Linked DNA regions of Mus musculus: region 1 is linked to region 2. Evidence: chromatin loops called from intact Hi-C (ENCODE). Cell type or tissue: heart. All regions are shown on one strand. Each heading gives the region's core, and the rest is flanking DNA. Links, peaks and the distances in the headings are about the cores only.

Evidence for each region. A loop is a pair of places that touch in the nucleus more often than their neighbours do. Peaks named below come from ENCODE experiments on the same cell type or tissue, not always from the same donor. Only the 100,000 strongest peaks of a DNase experiment are listed, where the experiment ranks them.
Region 1: it touches region 2 in a loop (4-fold over the local background); 2 of 42 quality-filtered maps call a loop at or near these places.

What each region holds. Positions count from the first base shown.
Region 1 is chr9:105,049,347-105,057,679 of GRCm38, forward strand. Mrpl3 (mitochondrial ribosomal protein L3) reads left to right here and starts at 3,922. Exons shown (of 10, transcript NM_053159.4): 1 at 3,922-4,166; 2 at 5,075-5,259; 3 at 6,249-6,340; 4 at 7,679-7,777. The coding sequence starts at 4,075. In heart, for the core only: no CTCF peak of the experiment used is centred there; a DNase peak (open chromatin) is centred at 4,025; H3K4me3 peaks cover 1,678 bases; H3K27ac peaks cover 947 bases.
Region 2 is chr9:105,637,921-105,646,240 of GRCm38, forward strand. Pik3r4 (phosphoinositide-3-kinase regulatory subunit 4) reads left to right here and starts at 5,075. Exons shown (of 20, transcript NM_001081309.1): 1 at 5,075-5,470; 2 at 6,276-7,049. The coding sequence starts at 6,317. In heart, for the core only: no CTCF peak of the experiment used is centred there; a DNase peak (open chromatin) is centred at 5,051; H3K4me3 peaks cover 1,299 bases; H3K27ac peaks cover 986 bases.

The sequences.
Region 1 (8,333 bases), core at 122-8,121, 590 kb before region 2:
CAACCAATGCCTGAGAAACTATAGAAGAAACAAGCTATCTTTACCATGTCCCTTCTACAACCCTGGCAAAGGGAATCCTTACAGATAGTACAGCAGTGGCTGTTCTGAGCCCAGAGTTTCAGGTCAGTTTCTTGTTTTTGCAGTAATTGTGTTCCTTTCTTTATAATGTCCATTCTCTACTCCTGGAAAAACCTTCCTCTCGCCTCAAGGGATAATTCGCATTACCTCTTCTGTGAGAATCCTCTTCAAGTCGTTTGTACATCTCCCTGTGGATACACAGTTTTGTCTGTTTGCTTCTCCCTTCTTCCCTGCCATGAGCCACTTGAGTACTGGTGATTTCACAGTAGGAGCCAAACAGTAAAGCTGGATGGTCTGCTTGGGTTTGCTTGTCTGTTGTTTGCTAAGTGGGGAAGTTACCTATTCTTTGAGTTTCATGCAATTGCAAATGTAGATGGTGAGCATTGCAATAATGGTCTGGCACCAGGAGGGAAGCAAGCCAGATGGCCTCGACTGGAGCCATGTGTTTCACTGGTGTGTGGTGTTCTGTTTTCCACTGCTAATACTTTTATAACAATAAAAAAATTAAAGAAATGCACATTGGTATCATATTAAATCTCACAACTACATTAAAAAATAACAGAAGGAGACGAGATTCTGGAATACTTTTTTAAAATGTCAGACATAGCCACACTGGTGGTGGCTTCCTCTAGTTGCTGCCGTTCCTCTCCTCCTTCTTTCCTTCTCCTCCTTCTTTCCTTCTCCTCCTCTGCCCTCCTCTTTTGTGTCCTCCTCCTGTTCCTCTCCCACTCCAATTCCTCTTACTCCCTTCTCCTTCACTTCTTCCTTTTGCTTTCCTCAAATTAAATATATTTCCATTTGATAGTTTCCTGAAACCCTGAAGTCTGGGCCTGGCATAGTAAAAATAAAGATTATGTCCTGAAAATCTTATGGCAAAGCTCGAATGTATCTTGATCTTGCATTCCTGGTTGAATGGGCATCTGGGGACTTTACACCATGGCCTTTTAGGCTTTTGGTTTCAGCCAGCAATGGAATCTCCAAGTCCAGAATCTCTTATACTGCATTTTCTCTCTCCCACCACCAGAGGTGTTGCAGCTTAATAACACCGCTAACAATCTGAAAATATTCTAATTCACCACATCTTAGGAAAAATAGAATAAGGCCTAGGATAATGTAAAGACTAAACTAATTTATTAAAGGCTTTTAATTTCAAGTATAATGTATGTTATTAAATGACTCATAAATGGCCACTAAAATATAATCACCTGAAGATGAAATTGTTGTTGTTCTTATTATGCAATAAGCCAACCACATGGAACGCATCACAAATATCATTGAGACTCTGTGGCAGAAGCACATGGTAGGAACACACAAGGACAGTATCTCTAGTGAAGCTTGGCTTGGAAACACACTCTTATGATGGATGGTTTCTCTTTTCTGAGCATGCATGTAGTAATTCAGAATGGGGAAATAGCTTTATTCTTACTTTTATGAGCAGAAAGTTTCTTTCATCAGCTTTGGTCTGAATTAGTGGGGTAAGGACCTCAGAAATGTCATATTAAAAAGAGACTGGGGCGGTTATCTCTGCTCCAGTGAGAAATGAAGTCTTACCAAGGCAGAGTGGCAGTTTCTTAGGAGTAGCATCACAAGTTATGGAAAGCTTGAAATCTGATCCCGTATCCCCTAAGGAAACCAGTGCTAGGTCTCTTGGGACCTGGGACTGTCACTTAGAAGTACACAGCAATGACTAAATCTAGAGTAACGACAATGCCGTGCCCCAGTTGTCAATCAGGACAGCAAATTATGGTTTTTCTTCAATTCACTTTGGCAGTGGCGCCTATCATTGGTTTCATTGACACAATGTCCCCATTCTGGGTCAGGTAAAACTTGGCACAAGAAACAAAGGTTAACCTGGATGCTCCCTCACCCCAGTCCATTGCATAGGGTATACTTACTTGCTTTCCTCTCTATTGCTAGAGGAATTCTAAGGCCAGGACAGTAACACAGATACTCCTGAGAAACAAATAAAATGTCTAGAAAAACATCCCTGTTGTGATACTGCCACTCTTTAGACACTGTCTTTACCTCTTACTAGCTGGGTAATATTATAGAAGTAATGCAATCTCCCTTTGCCTAAGTTGGGATAATGACAGTATCATTGCATGAGGTTATTACAAAAATTAAGTGGGAAAATATACTGAGAGAATGAAATGAATCCTCTTACCACCCATACTGCTGTCTTTACATCCAAACATCAACACGGTATTTCTAGAGGCTGCTAAAAACATGACTAACAGGTTCACCAATTGTTCTCAACCCATAATTTGGTCTTCCTGCCACCAGAACAAAAATTAAGACGCCTAATTGCTGAACTATCTTTAATTCTTCATAGCATCCATTTTGAACATATGTTCATTTCCTTGATAATACATTAAAAAACACCTGGAGTAAGCCCAAATCATGTAATAAAGCTCTTCAACTTACTTCTACACTGACAGCCCCAGGCACATAGTCCTTCTTGTTGCATTGAGCTACTTAAACTGGCCTTCCTACAAGTTTAGTGACCTCCTGGATACCATTGACTGATGGACACATACAATACTGAACACAGACTATTGTATACTATAGACATACAAAACACTAGATATTGGTGATAGTAGGTTTTGTTTTCTCTTATTCTCATGCATAGTAGATGTCAAGGCTCAATGAATATGCCTATCTTAAGTATCTGTGAAGTCAGGTAGCAAGGACAGAGTGATGCATTCTTTTCTCTGAGTCTCAAAATATTACTGAGAAGCTGTCAAGGTACCCACAACAGCACTTAGTGGAAGAACAGGCAACGATTTTGAGCCCTCACGTCTAAGCAATAACTCTCTAAACTTTCTAAAGCAGGTTACCCAGGTCTTTAATTTTCTTTCTTCCTTCCTTCCTTCCTTCCTTCCTTCCTTCCTTCCTTCCTTCCTTCCTTCCTTCCTTCCTTCCTTCCTTTCTTTCTTTCTTTCTTTCTTTCTTTCTTTCTTTCTTTCTTTCTTTCTTTCTTCCTTTCTTCCTTGCTCGCTTGCGCTCTCTCTCTCTCTCTCTCTCTCTCTCTCTCTCTCTCTCTCTCTCTCTCTCTCTCTCTCTAAAGAGGAAGCTGAAAGGCCAAATTGCTGTTTCTACTTTTCCAAAAACACTGATGTAACTGAGATAGGGTTTTTGGAGTAGAGAAATGAATGTCTAGCACATACAAGGTAGGACGACCTGGGGCATAGAAGATACAGTACTGTTGTAGCTGTATCACGATCATTCTGAAACTTTATGGTAACACTCTTTCCTGAAACAATTGCACCTGGTCTCAACTCTATGAGCTGCCTCTCTAGACAATTCCGGTTTAAGGTCTTTGATGAGTTGAAGAACGGCCTGGGACTGTTTGTGCTCCAGCCCCGAAAGTTGCATGTGGTCCGGTTTTGTTGTTTTTGGTTTGTTTTGTTTGTTTTGACCCCACTTTATTGTTAGCATACATCAGTCCTATTTCAGTGTTAACTCTGTTCATCTGTTTTTGGCATGTACATAAATTTTAAGTACTTGCTCCCTTAGTTATAATATAGAAATAACTTCTTTAAAGGGCTGGTCTTGGGATTAACCAATATAAAATTGCCAAAGTGCGACTTACTTAGCACAGTGAGTTTTCCCACAGTGAGTATTATTGGAGGTGACTTCTCTTTCTTTAGTTTACAAAGAAATTTTTATCTTTTCTTGTCACATTCTCCTAAAGTTTAAAGCCCCAAACGTTCTTTGCCACCACTAGAGTCAACCATCTAATCCATTGGCAAAGTAGAGCCATTTGGATACGGAACCATAGTTACAGGTATGGAGTCTTTACCCGGACCGCTTTGAGAAACGGACCGGAAGTGGCCCGGCTGTGCTTTTCCTCCGCGGAGGGCATTGGCGGACAAACGGCGTGACTGCTGTCCCAGGCCTACTACGAACTCCTGGGGTTTGGGTTGGGGACTTGCTGAAAGCTCCGCGGCGGCGCGGCGGGAGGTGTCGCGAGCCGAGCCCTGCCCGGCCACTTCCATGCCGGGTTGGAGGCTGCTGGCGCAGGCTGGCGCCCGGGTGCTGGGCTGTGGCGCCAGAGGCCTAGGTGCTGACCCCGGCTTAGAGAGAAGGTGGGTATGGGCAAGAGGTGGTGGCGGGGGGCGCCGCCCACTCAACTATGTCCTTGAACAGAGATTTGGTTTTGCCGCAGAGGGTTAGAAGTGGAAGGGGCCATGTGTTCAAGGGGGTAGCATAGAAAATTAAGAAAGCATCGTTCAATCTAAAGCCTTGAAGGAGTAGTGGGGTTTTGTTTTAATGTTCAAGGAATTAGGGGTTAGCTGCGACTATTAGCAGCAGCAAGAATGTCTTCCAACCAGCCAGTGCTGGACTAGACGTTGTGTTTGTATTGTAACCTATATTAGGCCTTGTGTCCGGTGAGCAGACCACTGTCGTGAAAGTTTTTCAGATAAAACTGAAACTAAAGGGAAATAGGTTGTCCAAAGTCACTCAGCTAATGAGTAGAAAATCACTTGTAATTCTAAGCTGGAACTTCCTCACTACCAACCAAAGTAGACTGCCCAGAGGTTTATTTAGGTTCTCATCCACCCCCACCGTATGCAAAAATTAAACACACTTCCTTCCTTCCTTGCCTCAAGCTGCTAATCTCCTTCTTAGTGCATTTGCTGGACAGGGGTTGTGTTCTGTGGTTTTTAGTTTTGTTTTTAAAACTGCTTATTTGGTAGTTTGTTAACATTGGCGATGCCACTCCATTAGAAAACTGTCAAGTACAGATTCATGTGGGTTAGTAGTCACTCATGTGTTTCTTATTAGTTAGGTAGGATTGTTTATTGTTAATGAAAAGATAAATTTAGCCTTCAGGGTAACCATTCTTGGTTAAAGCAGAAGCCCCCGTGTTATTATAAGAAGTGTTAGGGAAAATGGACAAACCACACCATTCCCTGAGGCCGTGAGTGCATTATCTAACTGTGGCCTCCCCTACATTAAATGGAAATAATGACTTGATTGTTTTTGTTTCCAGAAAGAATATCTTGTTCTTTGTTAGAAATCTCCACAGCAAGAGTAGTACTTGGTGGGATGAACATCTTTCTGAAGAAAATCTCTCCTTTGTTAAGCAACTGGTCTCCGATGAAAATAAAACCCAGCTGACAAGTAAACTGAATCCCTTGAAAGATGAGCCGTGGCCTTTACATCCCTGGGAACCAGGTGAGGTGTAGGGATTTGAGATGTGACCCCTTAATTACAGTATGGCTTGATGCATGAAAATGGTGACATATGACATCTTGAATTTTCATATCTGTTTCATTCTGCTTTCGTCTGCCAGCTTATTTGTTTCCAGATAAGTAAAAGACCTCAGGAAGGTGTTTTGTAGGTGTGAGGTGAAGCATTCTGCATATATTGTCTTCTTTAGATACAAAGAATATAAAATGAAAGGTAGAAACCAGGAAGAAGAGGCTGGAAAATCCAGTGTAAACTGTCCTGTATTAATACAGCTACTTTCAGTTGGGATGCTTGTGTGCTGTTTGGGAAGCATAGTTCCAGAATCAGCATGTCCTATGGCATGTATGTATGGCATGTATGTATGGCATGTATGTAGTATAATACACTAAACCCATTGGTGGCCAGACCAGGCAGGATGGGGCTTTTCCTGTGAACGTGTGTTCTCTGGAGTTATTGAGACACTTTGTTGTCTAGTGACAAAAGTTCAAGTCTAGCCTGGCTTGAGTTCCTGAGTTTGCAGCTTCTAACTCCTGAGTGCTGAGTTATAGGCATATACCCTCAGACCTGGCTTATGCAGTACATGAGATCAAACTTAGGGTCTTGTCCTTGCAAGGCAGGCACTCTGCCAATGGAGCTACAGTGCCAGCCCCAAAAGTTCTTTATAGAGGACAGCTTAGTAGAAGAGAACTTGTGGCATGTATGTAGTATAATACCATTTAATGCCTTAGAATTGGAATAGATGTTTTCTCATTGATAATGCTGGACAGGAACTAAAACTACAAAAGAATAATAATGGAATTATATATATTAATACTATTATTATATGAATACTGTTATTTTAAAGCTGAAATGTTAGAATTATCTTACATTTGCTAATTTTACAAACATTTATTAACCACCAGTATATTGTACCTAATATAATTGAAGATAATTACATCTGTAAGTAGTCTTGAATATATTATATTTGTTGGCAGGTTCTTTCAGAGTTGGCCTCATCGCCCTGAAGCTAGGCATGATGCCTTTATGGACCAAGGATGGTCAAAAGCATGCAGTCACATTACTACAGGTAAGAAAACATGCTTATAAGGGATATGTGTGTGCCAAGATCTGTGCACATAACCTGCATTGGTTGAAATGTGTATCCCAGACAGAAAACGGTGTGGTAAAGAAGAATATGACAGATAATAGTAAAGAGCTTTGCTTCTGACGGTTCCAGGAAAGTTGATTCTAGCCTAAACCAGTTTTCTCACAATGGGATTAGAATACTTGGAGTAATGCCTAGGCAGGGTAGGGTAGCATAGAGCCTCACGGATCATCCACTTAATTCATTCTTAGAAAGTGTCTCAAGCCCATCATGTTCACAGTAGTTCGTTCAGGCCCTGACTGTGATTGTGATCTCCTTGCTGACAGTCAGAGAGGACTCTGCTTCCTCCGGGGAAACCACATTTTATTCACCAAGAGCAGTCATTCTGAAATGGTTAAGGACTCAGGCTCTGAGGATAAATCCTGGCTCTGCCACTTGCTATGTTCATGAGTGCTCTAGCCTCTTCTCTAAGTGATATAATTCTATAAGAGGAAAAGTTAGGCCTCACTGCACACTGTTACTGTGAGGACCACAAGAGATGACAAATGTCAGCTCCTAGAGACGGTGCATAGTGTCTGGAAACTTTCAACTGCTTTCACTATAGAGAAAGCACAGATGAAGTTAGACCATTACTCTAGATCATTCTGGACAGCTCAGTGTCCTGGGTCTAATCTCAGAGGTGTGATGATGGTTAAAATATAGGCTGTGCACGCTTAGAATGTTAACAAGGTACAGAGCCTTCATGAACTATTATGGTCTGAGTGTGGATCAATAATGGCAGACTGGTACAACCGCACAAGAAGCAGTTTATTACTGTGTGTCAAGTTTAGGCCTATGAACCCTGTAGTCATTGTCTCGATGGGTTCTCTGGGAAGTCCCGGAAGGTGTATGCCATGGTTCTTCTTCAGCACTGTCTCAGGCACTATGGTGTTTAATACCCTAGAACTGGAATTCCTAAGTGTTCATCAGTGTGGAGAACAGGTGATGACCATTCACACAGTCTGGGGCAGTGAATGGGGTTACACATAGCAGGAAAGTGAGCTTCGCAAATGCAGTGTTGAGCGAAAGGCAGCTCTCCTTACTTAGCCAGAGGTTTAAAGTCTGGACTGGGACTTGGGTTCACTGTACCGTATTCCCAGGGGATGCTCATGCTGATTGGGGTCACAGTTTGAGAAGTGAAGATTAGGGAGAGGCAGGCACAGTCATGGGATTATAACTCTTTTTTAAAAATAATTATTTTTGCTGTAATCCTGACTGTCCTAGGTACTCACTGTGGCTGGTGGATCACGTTACAAGCTCAGGTTTTATGTTTGTTTTCAGGTACAAGACTGTCATGTGTTAAAATACACTCCCAAGGAAGACCATAATGGAAAAATCGCAGCCCTGACAGTGGGCGGGAAAACCGTGTCACGCTTCTATGTAAGTCTATATTTTCATTCCTAAAATACTACATGTTATTAGTTTTAGCTCTACATACGTTCATGTTTGCAGAATGTTCTGTAGTCACAAACTGACACTGACCCTGAGGCCTGTCTGGCTGGCAGAGATTTTGGGTTGACTAGACTTCACAGAGCCACAGTGTTTGTACATCGGTGAAGCGAAGGTTAACGTGCTCACTGCCTGTGTTGGGTTCATCACAAGGACTAAACAAGCTTCCTCTAGTTGCCTGGACTGCCTGCCGTACACTCAGCACATCCTGGGTCCATTTGTTTGATTTTGGTTTTTTCATTTGATATAGGGCTTTCCTGCATAGAAAAACATAGATATTTTACCCTTTTTTTTTCTTGTATGAAAAAAAATCAATTTTACACTTAAAACCAGAAGTTCATAAAAATTATTGTTACGTATTTTAGAAGGAACTTTCTGTTTGGGATGCATATGAACCCACATCAGATTTCTTTTTAACAGATCATTGTTTCCTAAGTGCAGTGTTAACAGAATGCTGACTATGTAGCGTGTTAGAAAAATGCCCCCA
Region 2 (8,320 bases), core at 321-8,320:
CCACAGCATGTAATCCATTCTAATAACCCCCTTTATATGTATATGTATATGTATATGTATATGTATATGTATATGTATATGTATATGTATATGTATATGTATATGTATATGTATATGTATATATGTGTGTATTTATATGTGTGTGTAATTCTATAAATTCTTTTCCTCTACAGAGCCCTAATACAAGAGGGTAATCAGGAAAGACCTTCCTGAGGAGTTTACATTTGATTTGGGATATAAAATATGGGCAGATTTTGCATAGTAAAGAGAGTGGTATAAAGTGAATGAAAATGAATATGGAGGCTTTGTGCTTGGTTATAAAAAAAACAAAACAAAACAGAGAAGGCCAGTGTGGGGTATTGAGTGGACCAGTGGGTGATTCGAGCTGTGGTGGGGAAACTAGGGGTCAATCATGCCTCAGTCTTTTTCCTCAAGCTGGGAAAATGTGTGTGTGTATGTGTGTGTGTGTGTGTGTGTGTGTGTGTGTGTATCTCTGTGTGTATCTCTGTGTGTATGTGTGTATCTCTGTGTATCAGTGTGTGCATACATGTGCACATGTGTGTGTTTGAGTGTATTTCTCTCTTTCTCTCCTTCTCTGTGTGTGTGTCTGTGTACATGTGCATGTGTCTGTGTATGTGTTTCTGTGTGTGTGTGTCTCTCTCTCTGTGTATTGAGACTCACACTCACCCTCTTTTTCCCCTCTCCCAGAGCCACTTCTACCTCTATGCCACACTCCCCACATCACACCCTTGTTTCTTCTTTTGTAACCCACTGAGTCTAGTTTGTGCTGCCAGTCTGGCTTTTCCTAGTACTATTTCTCTATTGGAGAAGTGTTTAAAGCATTTACACAAGGTATGAGTCAGAAATACAATAGCAATGTTAAAATATCTTCTGGCTATTCACAGAAGCATAAGCAATAGTGTGTGTGTGTGGACACATACTAAAAAAAATGGATTCTCCCTCCCCCAGAAACAATCAGCTATTCATAAGCTAAAGACTTGTAACCTCAAAATGAGGATGCATTTCCAGAATTCTATAAACAAGGTGTCTTATGATTCTACTCTTGTAGGTTATTTTTAGACAGGGTCTCACTATGTAGTCCTGGCTGGCTTAGAACTCAGAGAGATCCATGGCCCTGTGCTGGAGATTAAAGGCATGGGCCACCACTCCCCACACTATAGTTCTATTTATTAAAAGATCACTCTAGGACTAATCTTACCAATAGTAAAGCATTGTATAATTATTCAAACTACTGAAAACTAAATAGCAATGTAATACATAAGAGGTTCAGAAGACCAAAATATACACAGGTAGCTGATATGTGATAACTATGTCATTTTAAGTAAGAAAGGAAATTGGATCACTGTTGGAGTTTGTGGATAATTGGGCATCTCTCTAGACAAAAACAAAACAAGCAAACAAAAAAAAACCCAATGGTCAAGTTATACTTCAGTAATTTAAGGAAACAAAATGAAACCATAAAAGACTCAGAGAAAATCATCAAAGAAACATAAAAATAATGTCTTCCCTATGGAGGTGTTGAAAGTTAAACATAGGATGATGGCTGTTTCACTTTCATCCTGGAACAGTGGCATCGCTTGGTGACATCGCACCAGGGACAAATGATTGGGGGAAGGAGACTTCAAAGAAGAGAGATGGGAGAAGTACAGGGAACCATGGAGTTGGCCAGGCCTAGCTACCTTCAGAGGCATATGTCTTAGATTTCTCAGGTTAGTGTCTGTGGCTCTTGGGGAACAGTGTACCTTCCAGTTCCTGAGAGACCAACACACTCCCTGGGGCAGTGAAGCTTTCAAGCGCCCTTGTGCTTCTCTGTATGAGCCCTTGGAAGTCACAGCAGCTTAGCAGCCTGACAAGACAATTGGTCTTAGACATTAATCTTGTGTACCCTGCATGGCTTGAAAACATCATCGTATCCTGGCAACTACAACAGTATTGATCCTGGCAATTGCCACTGTATTCTCTTTCTGATAAGGCTATAAAAAGCCTGATTGCTTTCAATAAAATTGCCACAGAGCTTGAGTGTTGCTGTGGACCCTTGCTTCATTCCTTTTGTGACCTTGGCCAAAGAAGGTACCAAAGATGCCCTAACAACTTCCAGATTTATAGTTTGAGGAGCCTAGTCATCGATAGTGCTGCCTACTGAGATAAAGAAGAGTGAAAAGAATATTGGCAGGGATGCTTAAAAAACAATTCAGCTTTGGATTAAAACCTTTTGTGTTTCTTGAATACATTAAAAAAAAAACACCTTTTTTTTTTTTTTTTTTTTTTTTTGAGACAGGGCCTCGTGTATATAGCCCAGGCCAAGTCTGGATCTTCTGATTCTAGCACATCTGCCACTGAGCACTGAGGTTACAGTCACAGGCCAATGTGCCTGACCCCATATTAAGAACAGTCACAAGCCACCATGCCTGACTCCATATAAAGAACGCTTAAAACTTAAAATGTCTGGGGCTGGAGAGATAACTCAGTGTTGTTGTTGGTATTTGGTTTTCATTTTTTGAGACAGGGTTTCTCTGTGTAGCCCTGGTTGGCCTGGAATTTGCTCTGTAGACCAGGCTCTGCCTCTGCCTCCCAAGTGCTGGGATTAAAGGCCTGCACCACTGTGCACATCTGGCTCAGAGGGGGCTCAGAGGTTTATAGTACTTGTTCTTGCAGAGGGCTTGGGTTTGAGTCCCAGCATCCATGTGGTGGCTCACACTCATCTTTAACATGTGATTCCAGTTCCAAGGGATCTGATGCCTCCTTCTGACCTCCACAGGCACTGGCATGAATGTGGTGCAGATAAACACACGCAGCCAAAGCATCCATCCATATAAACCTAAAAAGGTTTTAAAAGAAGAAAAATCAATTGCATACAAAGTATTTATGACTTGATTCTGAGACTCCAGGGGGTTGACCTTGAGGTCCCAAGCAGACCAGACAATCAAACACCAAGCTACATCTAAGGCTTTGACAAAGGATTTAAGTAGACATTTTCCAGAGATGACGAATGAATGGGCAACAGGTACACGAGGAGATGCTCAACGTCATTAAATCCTCGGGGAACTGCAAATGAAACCAAAAGGAGATGTCACTTTGTACCCACCAAGATGCTCTAATAATGGAAAATGGATGATGTCATCGCTAGAAAGGACACAGAGGGATCAGGAGCCCCACACTGTGCTGGTGGGGATGTAAGGCTGTGTGCACTTTGGAAAATAATTTAGCAGTTTCTCAGAACGTAAAGGCCAAGGGGCCGAGGGCTAGCTCACAGCTTCAGGCTTTTCCTTTTGGTGAAACAGATTATAGCTATTATAGAACTGTAAAAATATATTAAAAACAACCGCTTTCTCCCTCTCCTCTTTGGTGCTGGGGAGGCAACACTTATAAAAGAAAGTATTTTCTTAAGCGGCTTGCTTAATGTTGCGAGCCGTCCAGCGGCTCACAAGGACGGGTACACCTGAATAGCAGGCCGGTGCTGAAAGAGAGGGAAACTAGGCGACCAGAGGAAGATGGAACCAAGACAGGGTTCTGATCAAGGTTCAAATTTTTAATGGTGGACATGCTTTATAAAAGAGGGGGCGGGGAAGTCCATTCCCGCCAATTCATCCTTGGAGCCTGGAACCAGCCGCAGGTGATGACATGCAGAATAGGGTGTAGTCTCTAGAATAGTTCTGGGGCCTCTCAGCAGGTAGCAGTATCTTGAAGGGGAACAGCGGCAGTGGCAGAACAATAGAGTGCTCTAGGCTCCACCCTAGATAATCTCCTTAGTGGCAGCAAGATCAAGTTCTGGCTTAGCCTGCTTCAGGCTTATGGGAGGCTACAGTTTAAGGTTTCAGAGGGTTAGTCAAAGATCACCGTGGCAGGGATCAATCATCGCAGCTGGCAGGCAGGAGCTGAGAGTTACAGCCTGGTCAACAGGCAGCAGCAAGAGAGGGACACTGGGCCTGGCCTAGGCTTTTTAAACCTCAAAGCCAGTGACACACCTCCCCCAATAAAGCCACACCTTCTAGTCCTCTAAATAGCCCACCCACTAGGGACTAGATATTCAAATATACAACCCTTTGGGAGCCATTCTCATTCGAACCAGCACAGTAGCAAAAGCAAGAAAATTAGAACACAACTCCAGCAAAGACCCATTCTTTTTACCATGATGCACCCAGGTAATTCCAGCACCCAGTAAGTTGGGGCAGGGGGATGTATTTCAGCTAGCCTGAAATACAGAACGAGACCTTGCTTTCAAAAATAGAATGAATAAAGAATTAAAACCAGCCAATCTTGACACTTTGAAAAATGGTTTTAACTTGATTTTTTGACAATCTTATACATGTATAATGTGATTACTGTAATACCCCCACCCCTAATTAACCAGCACTTTCAAATATTTTTTTTCCAAGACTCACTGAGTTTAGGCAGTGAGTTTGGGGCTATCCATTGGAGTCTGGTGGGCACTCAGTAGGGAGTCAATTGAAGAAAGTGGTTTCTCTCCTAGAATACATTAGAAGCCAAGTCTTTATCACAGAGAGGTAGGGTGCATACACTTCCCCAACCAATGGTTGACTTAAAATGCCAGGTGTTGTGTAGGTTCACTGTAAGATTTACTCCTGCTGTGAAGCCATGACAGCTTTGGCTCTGCCATACCGAGATAACTTGTGTGTGTACATACAAAATATGCATGCATGCATACATACATACATACATTTTTTTTTGGAGAGAGGATCTCTCTTTATAGACAGGCTAGCCTCTAACAAATCCATCTACCTCTCCTGAGTAATGAGATTAAAGGTTCGTGTCACCCCAATTGTGCACTTTTTAAACCGACGAACTTTATGACACATAGCTTCTCACTCAATAAAGTTGAAATCCAACTTAGTGGGGGAGCTAGGTTTTCTAAGTACGTGGGTAAGTTTACTTAGAGCCATTGGTCACAGAGTTAGTGAAGAAAAGCACCTCCTGCTTGAGGCAGCGAGGCCACGCTTCCTTCCCTTGTTTCCTAGCAACCGGCTTCCTACTGAACGCTTCCTCAAGCCTCCGTCCGTCACTTCCGATCTCAACAGGAAGTGAGGTCAACCCGGAGGCTTTCCCGGGAGTTCAGCGTTTGCCGCAGGTGAAGTCGTCTTCCTGGACGGGCACTGTCCCTGTCCCTGTCCCTGTCCAGGGCTGCTGCAAAGGCCCTGGGATCCGGGGACTCGAACCCGCGGGGGCCCAGGGCGGCAGGGGAGGAGCCGGCAGCGAGGCTGCTGGGTGTCCGGAGTCCCGAGTGTGTTTGCTCTCCCAGTTGTTCACCCCCAGCTCTAGATCTCGGACGTGTCTGCGCTCCTGCCCCAACTACCCCGGTCCCGTGTCTGAAAGAAGACCCCTCACAGAAAACATTCTCCTGGCCGGCTTCCGTTCACGCCCAAGCCCCTCGGAGCTCTGCCAAGACCTCCCTGGGATCTTTCAGCGACTTTTGAGTTGCCAGAGGCCTGGGGTAAATGTTTTCCTGAGTGCTCAACTATGGGGTAGGGAGACAGTTCCTGCAAAATGTGGGGTTAGGTAACTTGGGGCAGTGTGCATTTCGGCTTACTTTTCTTGAATGTTTCTGGCGGGGTTTCTTGTTGCAAACTGGAGGAGTTTGCCTTGGTTTAGGAGGAGGGAGACATCACTGCGAGGATGCAAGGCCCAGTTGATGCTAATTCTATAGATCTGATTGATCCTCCCAGGACTTAAAATGATCCGTTTGTATCATGTGATTCGTTCTTTTAAGCGTTTAGCGTGTTTCTTACTTGCAAGTAAACTAGTTTTCCCGGACAAGGACCGAGGCATACGGTACTTTTACGACTTTAATAGTATCACACAGTGAATGCATGTTTTTAACATTTTTAGCTTAATGTTGAAGGGACTACGTTGTGCATAGTGGGATCTCAGCCCTTACGAGGTGGAGGCTAGAGGATCTGGAGTTCAAACTCACTTCTCGGGCTACATAGAGAGTTCCATGCCAAGCCTGGGCTACACAGACCTTATCTCTAAAATAAAATGTTGAAGGCATGTATGTAATTAAACAGTTTAGCGGCTGGAAAGAATGACATGACGTAGCACCATATTTTTAGATAAAAGTAATAAAATCTACTTAGATAATTTTTTCTGAATTTGAGACAGATCTGGGACTCACATTCACACACATAGTAGGTAAAGGTACAGATGTCTTTTAGGAAAAGGCCAAATAATGGCGATTTCACTGTTTCTTTGTTTCTCTCCATTTTAATCTCTCTCCTGCTCGACATCCTTTTACCCAGGTGTTCTGTGTTAAGCTGCTGTCCCAGAGGTGCTGGGCATTATGGGAAATCAGCTGGCTGGCATCGCTCCTTCCCAGATCCTGTCTGTAGAGAGTTATTTCTCAGACATCCATGACTTTGAGTATGATAAGAGCCTGGGAAGCACTCGGTTTTTTAAAGTCGCTCGAGCCAAGCACCGGGAAGGCCTGGTGGTTGTGAAGGTCTTTGCAATTCAGGATCCCACGTTACCCTTAACTAGTTATAAACAGGAGCTGGAGGAACTGAAAATCAGGCTCCACTCCGCCCAGAACTGCCTCCCCTTCCAGAAAGCAGCAGAAAAGGCGTCTGAGAAAGCAGCCATGCTGTTCCGGCAGTATGTGAGAGACAACCTCTACGATCGCATCAGTACCCGCCCGTTCCTAAACAACATCGAGAAGCGCTGGATCGCCTTCCAGATCCTGACGGCCGTGGACCAAGCGCACAAATCTGGAGTCCGCCACGGAGACATCAAGACAGAGAATGTGATGGTCACCAGTTGGAACTGGGTCCTCCTAACCGACTTCGCCAGTTTTAAGCCCACGTATCTTCCCGAGGACAACCCAGCGGATTTCAACTATTTCTTTGACACCTCGAGAAGGAGGACATGCTACATAGCTCCCGAGCGCTTCGTTGACGGTGGGATGTTCGCCACCGAGTTAGAGTACATGAGAGACCCCTCAACCCCGCTTGTCGACCTGAATAGCAATCAGAGAGCGCGGGGAGAGCTGAAGAGAGCCATGGACATCTTTTCGGCAGGTGTGTGAGTCAGTCAGATCAGCTAACTTGCATATTTTTTTTTTTCTACTGCCAAACAGAAACGTGGTTTTGCGTAAATTGCCTGCTTTTCAAAGATTTCTTGCTAGGCCCTCTCAGACGGTTTCAGACAGATACACGATGTCCTCATTGGACATGCAGAAGTGATGAGAAAATTCGAAATAGTTCTCATTCAGACATTCAAAACACACACTACGCAGTGCTGGCGGCACAGGAGGAGGCTACATGTCAGGTTGAGGATAGAGAAAAAGTACGTTTCCCCGGGTGTTTGCCCCGGGTGTTTGCCCCGGGTGTTTGCCGTGGTGGGGAGAAGCACAGTTGCTGCTACAGAAGCACACAGCTAAGTAAGCCTCTGTGGGAGTGATAGGTGGAGAGGCAGTGTCAGAGCAGGCCTCCCTTAGAGAGATGGCATTCAAGCTGAGGCCGACAGAGGGACTGGCGTTTGCTGGGGTAGTTGGTTTCAGGCAGTGTATGAGGATCCTACAAGGCATCTTTTTAGCGTTGGAATTTATTGCTGTGCATTCACTCAGAACGCTAGTTGAGTCACATGGAGGTTTTATTTGTGTATATTCATAGAGGGCTGTGTGTGTGTGTGTGTGTGTGTGTGTGTGTGTGTGTGTGTGTGCGTGCGCGCTCGTGCACAGTGAGCAGTACCCAAGGAACCAGCCCAGTGTTGTCTCCGTACTGGTAAGTTCCCTGTCCACTCTTACTTATTCTGCGGCAGGGTCTCTCCCTGGGCAGGAAGCTGGCCAGTCAGTGAACCCCAGAGATCATCCAAGCTCTGTCTTCAGCTCTGGACTTAGAAGCCTGGACCATTCCACACAGCTTTTTTTAATGTGGATTCTGGGGTTTTAATTCAGGGCCTGGGTCTTGCAAAGCAAGCACTTTTCTGACCGAGCAGATCCCCTGGTCCATATGAGTTTGTTTTGTTTTGTTTTGTAAGCAGTTTTAAACTGTTTTTGACACCCATCAGACCGCATCCTAGTATAGATTTTGAGCCAGGTATGAGGATTGCAGAGTAGCGCAGGGTAGCGCTTGCTTGGTTGGCGAGGTCTCATTACATTTTGTGAGCAAGTGCACACAGCTATGCTATGCAACAGTCCTTCTTATTCCTTTGGCCCAGATGGCTCTGCTGGAGTCCTTCATGGCCTACTTGTGGATTTGTCCGAGTGCCTGAGGGGCACACTTCTTGAAGCCCACTCCACAGATGCACTTATGACTGTTGACAGTGGATGTTGGGGTCACCACCACCT